2 separate regions of the Homo sapiens genome follow, and region 2 is linked to region 1. Evidence: read pairs that join two places in POLR2A ChIA-PET (ENCODE). Cell type or tissue: Panc1. All regions are shown on one strand.

The links. ChIA-PET counts read pairs that join two places held together with the same protein. Peaks named below come from ENCODE experiments on the same cell type or tissue, not always from the same donor. Only the 100,000 strongest peaks of a DNase experiment are listed, where the experiment ranks them.
Region 2: POLR2A ChIA-PET joins it to region 1 with 12 read pairs; 2 of 35 experiments call an interaction of 5 or more read pairs at or near these places.

Annotation. Positions count from the first base shown.
Region 1 is chr5:96,450,630-96,454,629 of GRCh38, forward strand. The region is part of intron 4 of LOC101929710 (a long non-coding RNA gene); the gene reads left to right. It also overlaps a transcript of CAST not described here and the pseudogene LOC102724070. Among named protein-coding and RNA genes, the nearest start is that of PCSK1, 19 kb to the left of the region's middle. In Panc1, no CTCF peak of the experiment used is centred here; no DNase peak of the experiment used is centred here; H3K27me3 peaks cover 401 bases.
Region 2 is chr5:96,324,877-96,328,876 of GRCh38, forward strand. The region is part of intron 3 of LOC101929710 (a long non-coding RNA gene); the gene reads left to right. It overlaps LOC107986365 (a long non-coding RNA gene), which reads left to right and starts at 2,141. Exons shown (of 2, transcript XR_001742457.1): 1 at 2,141-3,953. It also overlaps a transcript of CAST not described here. In Panc1, no CTCF peak of the experiment used is centred here; a DNase peak (open chromatin) is centred at 35; H3K27ac peaks cover 1,674 bases.

The sequences.
Region 1 (4,000 bases):
TAGATATACAATTCCACATCAGAAATATAATTTTCCCTGAATAATTGCAAACATTGCTCCAATGCCTTAATGCTGACAAATTTTTTGTTGAGAAGTTCATGACTATCTTCTGTATTTTCTTTCTGAAGGCTTTTGAAAAATTAAAAAATGCACCCCTAACATTCTGAAATTTCACAATGATGAGCCTCAGCACAGGTCTATTTTCATCCTCTGTGCCAGACATTTAGGGTATCTTTCAATCTGGAAGCTCATTTTTATTTCTGAGTCCCAGGTAGCTAATCTTAGCAGTCACTCAATAAATGATGATTGAATCAGACTAAACTGAATAAGAGTTCATATAAAGAAAATTCCCTCCTCCTGGGATGTCCTGCTTCTACAGAATCTTCATAAAGTGACATTCTGCCCATCCACCAAGATCTGACCTATGCCCTCCTAGATTCCTCCAATCTTTCCTTGCAGCACTTAATTGCACCTACCATTTGCTCCTGTGATATCTGTTTAATTGCTTATACGAATTCTACGTAATCTTAGACTGTACACTCCTGGAGGGCAGACACCTAGTCTTACACATCTTTGTGTACTATCTACCACCTCCATACTACTTCCAAGAATCTAACCCAGGGCTTAGCACTATGCAGTTCTTAATAAATGTCTGTTGAATGAATAAATAAATAAGTAAAGTAATACATAAAAGAAATTAGAAAACTAGTGCCTTTCAGAAAAAATCCTGTCACACAAACCTGACAAAAACAAGCAATGAGGAAAGGATTCCCTATTTAATAAATGGTGTTGGGAAAATTGGCTAGCCATATGTGGAAAACTGAAACTGGACCCCTTCCTTACAACTTATACAAAAATTAACTCAAGATGGATTAAAGACTTAAACATAAGACCTAAAACCATAAAAACCCTAGAAGAAATCCTAGGCAATACCATTCAGGACATAGGCATGGGCAAAGACTTCATGACTAAAACATCAAAAGCAATGGCAACAAAAGCCAAAATTGACAAATGGGATCTAATTCAACTAAAGAGCTTCTGCACAGCAAAAGAAACTATCATCAGAGTGAACAGGCAACCTACAGAATGGGAGAAAATTTTTTCAGTCTATCCATTTGACAAAGGGCTAATATCCAGAATCTATAAAGAACTTAAACAGATTTACAAGAAAAAAACAACAACCCCATCAAAAAGTGGGCAAAGGATGTAAACAGACACTTCTCAAAAGAAGACATTTATGCGGCCAACAAACATGAAAAAAGACTCATCATCACTGGTCATTAGAGAAATGCAAATCAAAACCGCAATGAGATACTATCTCACGCCAGTTAGAATGGCGATCATTAAAAAGTCAGGAAACAACAGATGCTGGAGAGGATGTGGAGAAATAGGAACACTTTCACACTGTTGGTGGGAATGTAAATTAGTTCAACCATTGTGGAAGACAGTGTGGTGATTCCTCAAGGATCTAGAACCAGAAATACCATTTGACCCAGCAATCCCATTACTGAGTATATACCCAAAAGATTATAAATCATTCTACTATAAAGACATATGTACATGGATGTTTACTGAAGCACTGTTCACAATAGCAGAGACTTGGAACCAACCCAAATGCCCATCAATGATAGACTGGATAAAGAAAATGTGGCACATATACACCATGGAATACTATGCAGCCATAAAAGAGGATGAGTCCATGTCCTTTTTCACGGACATGGATGAAGCTGGAAACCATCATTCTCAGCAAACTAACCCAGGAATAGAAAACCAAACACCGCATGTTCTCACTCATAAGTGGGAGCTGAACAATGAGAATACATGGACACAAGGAGGGGAACATCACACGCTGGGGCCTGTTGCGGGGTAGGAGGCCAGTGGAGAGATAGCATTAGGATAAATACCTAATGTAGATGACGTGTTGATGGGTGCAGCAAAGCACCATGGCACATGTATACCTAGGTTACAAACCTGCACATTCTGCACAGGTGTCCAGAACTTAAAGTATAATAAAAAAAAAAAAAAAAAAAAAAAAAAGAGGCCGGGCGCGGTGGCTCACGCCTGTAATCCCAGCACTTTGGGAGGCCGAGGCGGGTGGATCATGAGGTCAGGAGATCGAGACCATCCTGGCTAACAAGGTGAAACCCCGTCTCTACTAAAAATACAAAAAATTAGCCGGGCGCGGTGGCGGGCGCCTGTAGTCCCAGCTACTCGGGAGGCTGAGGCAGGAGAATGGCGTGAACCCGGGAAGCGGAGCTTGCAGTGAGCCGAGATTGCGCCACTGCAGTCCGCAGTCCGGCCTGGGCGACAGAGCGAGACTCCGTCTCAAAAAAAAAAAAAAAAAAAACAGAAGAAAGAAAAGAAAAAATCCTGTCACAGAAATTCCGAGTAACCAAGGAATGACTTCAGCTAATGAACAAATATGATCCCTACAGTTAAAAAGAAAAAAAAAATCTGTTTATTTCAGTTAAGGAAGAAGGCATACACTAAAATGGACCTGCAAGGTGTGATGAAAAGTAAATCCTTGAGTCATGTTTCTGAGTCTCAAAACACAGCAGAAACAGCTACTCGAAAATGCCAATTGGATACTTGTTTTTCTGTTAATTTTCACCACTGTGTGTATAATGCATTGAGTTTTGAACTCTTTTGGCATTAACTTAGGCAGAGTTACTAATGTTATTTAAGGAAAGTGTATAAGCAATAAGATTTACAGTTGGTCTACAAAATTATTTTCCAGATTAGCTTTATTTTACCTATGTGTAGTGAAATGTAATATAATGCTTCTAGAGAAGACTGTAAGTATTGTAAACTGAATCTTAAGGCAATAAAATTTCTTTACGAAATCAAGAGTGGACTAATATAAAAAAGAAACATGCAGTCTTCAGTATATCACAATAATGTGTCAATGTAGCTACAGGAAGTGTGTCAGGCATTACCATCGAGCACTGATAGAAGAGATCCAGTGTGGTTTTCCTATTGACCTATTGACTGTGACTGCTGTGCTCCTCTCAGTGGCAATGTTTAGCTCAGTCTGCATGTGATAATTGTTTCCAAAGCATGCATGGAATATGATTCGTTGACTTTTTCAGGTAACTAGACTCAATAAAAAATGTTGATATATTGATCTAATCAGAATAAATGCTTTGGCATCAAGTAAAAATCTTAAATCTTAAAAGTAATTCTTCAATATACCAAACATCCTTAAGACAAAGATAGACAAAGTAGCATATTTGTTACTCCATATTAAAGCTCTAGCCAGATTGGAAGAAAAAAAAAGAGAAAAATCTAGAAAATGATCTACATGCATCCAGACCAAAACAACAACAATACAAGCTGGCCTTGGTTGGTTCTACTGCGCAGAATTTTTGACCTTCAAGACCTGCATAATTTCCTCAAGATTTCTTTCTAACTTATATCCGTAGATAAAAATTTTTTGTTTTGCCTAATTCTCCAAATATATCTTTTTTTTTCCAACTGTCATATAAGACGAGGTCTTAGAGCTATTGTAGCCTATCTATGTGTTGTTCTTAAAACTAGCTCCAAATTAATGAACCCTACTACGTGGTAGCCGTACAATCTATGTTACCTTATTAATCCTGATAACATTCCTTTGAAAGGTGTCATCAGACCCATACTACAGACAAGAAAACTGAAGCCAGAGATATCAAATAACCAGTCCAAGGTCTGAAATTAATGAATTCCTAAGCCTATATTTGAACCTAGGTCCAAAGTCAATTCCCCTTTAAAATGCTACACTGCTACTTTTATGTTTTTATTAACACAAAAGAGGTGCTGGTATTGACTGGCAACCGTCCCAGCCCTATGATTTTATTTTCCAGCAGTTCAGTCATCTCATGACACCCTAATATTTGTAATAAAAATAAACACTTTTGTGGCTGTCTGCTAGAGGCAGTGGTGCAGTCTTCGCCATACACATCAAGGCAATTGTTGAGTGTCTGTCCTATACCTGGCCCTGTGCTGAGTCTAGCGGGAGCTACTC
Region 2 (4,000 bases), 130 kb before region 1:
TTCCATATGATCCTTTCTATATTTGTATAAGAAATGGTTGATTGGTTGCCAGGCACAGTGACTCATGCCTGTAATCCCAAACCTTTGGGATGCCGAAGTGGGTGAATCACTTGAGCTCAGGAGTTCAAGACTAGCCTTGCCAACATGGTGAAACCTCGTCTCTACTAAAAATACAAAAATTAGCTGGGTATGGTGGTGAGCACCTGTAATCTCAGTTACCTGAGAAGCTGAGGTGGGAGAATTCTTGGGCCCGGGAGGTAGAGGTTGCGGTTACCTGAGATCACACCACTCCACTCCAGACTGGGTGACAGAGTGAGAGCCTGTCTCAAAAATAAAATAAAATAAAATGGTTGATTGGTAGGAAACTAAAGCTGAAGACTAGAATCTCTATTAAAAAAGAGAGTTAGAGAATTCCTATGCATGCTTATTTGCAGGCATATAAATAAATTTGGGATGTAAAATCAGCTCCAAGCAATCAATCAATCTTTCTTTCTTTTCTTTCTTCTTTCTTTCTTTCTTTCTTTTCTTTCTTTCTCTCTTTCTTTCCTTCTTTCTTTTCTTTCTTCCTTTTTCTTTCTTTTATTTTTTTATTTATTTATTTTATTTATTTATTTATTTTTTGAGACGGAGACTCGCTCTGTTGCCCAGGCTGGAGTGCAGTGGTGTGATCTGAGCTCACTGAAATCTCCACCTCCCAGGCTCAAGCCATCCTCCCACTTCAGCCTCCCAAGTAGCTGGGACTACAGGTGCATGCTACCACGTCCGGCTAAGTTTTGTATTTTTTGTGGAGACAGGGCTTCACCATGTTGTCCAGGCTGGTCTCAAACTCCTAAGCTCAAATAATCTGCCTGTCTTGGCTTCCCGAGGTGCTCGGATTACAGATGTGAGCCACCGCACCCAGCCTCCGATCTCTTAGAAAGAAGCAATATAAATTAACAATGCCAATGTCTTTCATGGTGAGGAAAATGGCACAAATGGGTAGATGGCACCAATGGGTAGATTTCTGTTTTGGCTGGGTATACAAAGACCCAACTTGGCGATCCACATGATACATTAAGTCTCTCCACATATCTAAGGGTCTGCAGAACATTCACCAACGGTGTGCTACAGATACCATCTCAAACTATTCCCAACGGAATACCTTGTCTTTTCACCCAACTTGCTCGTTCAGTCATCCAACCAAACCAAGAACTTGGATATCATCCACATGACTTTTCCCCACCCCCTATTACCTGCCAAACTGTCTCATCTAATCAGTCATTAAGTTAACTTATGTTGATTTGGTTCCCTTATTACCTTTCCTCTTTAACCCATTTCTTCTGGTGCTGCTGCTTTGCTGAGTTCCTAGTCCACCCTTTCCCAATCTATTGTGGTAATCTCCCTTCTGATTTCAATGGCATATCATCTCACGTTGAATGACCTACAAGGTCCTCCATGACAAGCCTCATTAGTCTAATGTCTCTACTACCCTTACTCTCATCCTAAACTTTAGCGATGTTGAACTATTCACAGGTCCCCATTACATGTGTTTTTATATCCCATGGCTTTGAATGTTCTCCTCTTCTTTTCTTGGAGTATCATTCCCACATAATTTTATCTGTCAAACTCCTATTCCTACTTTAAGACCCAGCTCAAGCATCTTTTTCTAGAAAGCTTTTTTGGAACCCCAAACTGTTGATCATTCTCTTCACTGGGCCCCCTCTTTAATTTGTACGTACCTCATTATTATACTTGTTAACGGTATTGCCATTGTTTGTTTGCAGGCCTGTATTTCCTTTAAAAATGTAAATTACTCAAAGGCAGGAACTATGGCTTTTCATTTTTTTTTTTTTTTTTTTTTTTTGTCTTCAGCATCTGTCGCATTATCTGGCACACAGCAGATTCTCAGTGAGTGTGTTAATTGAATGATTATGAATAGAGTTCATGATCACTTGAGATTTCACCAAGTTCTATTCTTCTATGATTTATGATGTTATACTTATTTTAGGTTTCAACACTGATTCAAATGTCAGGGGCCAATTTGTTACTTAACCAGTGTTTTTATCCGTCTGCTCAGAAGTGGTAGCTGTTCCTTCTCTGGAACGGTTGAAGGGGGATGGAGCAGAAGCAATCACCTTGTGCAGCAATGGAAATGGTAAAGTTTGCCATCTATAATGAGAGCATATCATGGGCAAGGGGATGGTTTTGGAGTGAAACTGATCTCAGTTTAATTTCAGTTCTGTTTCTTATTCCGTGTATGACTTTGGACAAGGTTATTTGACTTTCCTGAGTTTCACATTTGTCATCTGTAAAGTGGTAATAATAATAACACCTGAATCTCAAATTTGTTGTAAGGATTAGATCAGGTAGTGTGTGTAAAGGACTTACTACAGTTTTTCGCATATAGTGACTTCTCAATAAATGGTAATTGTTATCATTATCATGACTTTTATTGCAGTAGCCACACAAGAGAAAAAAGCATGATACTGCCTTCTGATCCCCAAGGGATTCCTCCTTCAAAGATAAAGTATACTACTGGGATCCTTATTCAATCTACAGAACACAGAAAATTATTTGAGGAACTATTTTCTCATTTCTCTCAAGAATGGTAGCTAACCAGTGCCATCCTTTTTACAGGAAAGATGTTAATTCATGATTTACAAATAGTATTTTAGGACGTTAATTCTCTCCCCTTGAAAACGGCAGAGTGACCCCCAACACTCAGTGGAATAATGGGCTGAAAATATAATTTTAGAATCAGTAATAAAGTTTTCAAGACACTTAGAGACATCTTGGGTTAGCACAAAATAAACGAGAAGGTTTTCTTCGCATGTGTCTTTTAACTGTGTTGTGCTTCTAAGGTAGAGAAGACAATTCTGTGACCAATGGATCAGAGATCAGAAGAGCGATTCAACAACTCACTCTAGGGATAACTTAGGGCAGTCCCTTATGCACCAGCAGCTTCTGTGTATTTATAATGAGGATAACACTCACTCTGTTGATCTCACTCAGCCTTGGGCATTTTAAATTACATCATATATTTGGAAGTGCCTTACAATTTGTAAAGTGCTGTACAAATCTTAGTGATTATGAAGATGATTATTCTGCTTTCCTGCCATCCGGCTTCCTCCACCAGATGCCCCTAATGAGCCCAGATCTCTACCAGCAACTCAACTGGTTCTGAAATGAGGACACATGTAGCTTTGGTTGAAATAATCAACTTTTGTTTATTCTTTTGCTGCTTTCATTCTTGTGAAGCTGGGCTTTCCTTGGCATTTTCATTGACGATTAAAGATCCCAGGTACTATTTCTTTCTAACTGCTCTTCTGAAAAATGTTAAAAACTCATGGCATCTGTCAGCTCCATCAGGCCACTTACTGGGTTCCCAAATCCCAGGGAATTGCCCAGAAGGCCTGGATGAGTGTTTTATTGCACTGGATGGAGTTATCTTCTGATTTGTTTTTGCAGGTCAGAAGCATTAACAATGAATTTAGCTTGCTTTTTTCTCTGTCTTTCCTTCTCTCTCCCTCTCTCTCTCTCTCTCTCTCTCTCTCTCTCTCTCTCTCTCTCTCTCTCCTTGTGACATGGCTATAGAACTGAATATCCATTTGCTACTAGGTTTCCTTTCTGGGCGTTTGTGTACACTTTTCAGAGGAGCAGAAATCAAGGCAGATTCGGTGCCAGTTATTTTAATGGAGAAAAAGATTGACAAACCATCAGTCTTTCTCACTCGCTCACTGCAAGAAAAGATGTGACATGACCTGCAATAGCATTTCAGACCATCTGACTTAAGACTTGAGTTAGTTAGGTTTTATCTCCTCCAAGAAAAATATTTGACCCTTCATTTCCAGCCAAGCTCTTCTATGCTCTAACTATCATGCCATTTCCTGCTTCTTGATCCTGGTTCTTCACTGGGTATAACTTACCTTCCCTTTCTCATTGTGGAAAAGCGAAGCAAAACAAGAAATCATCAGGTAAAGCTCTGCCTCCTCAGTTATTTCCAGACCCCTCCAGTTTCCAT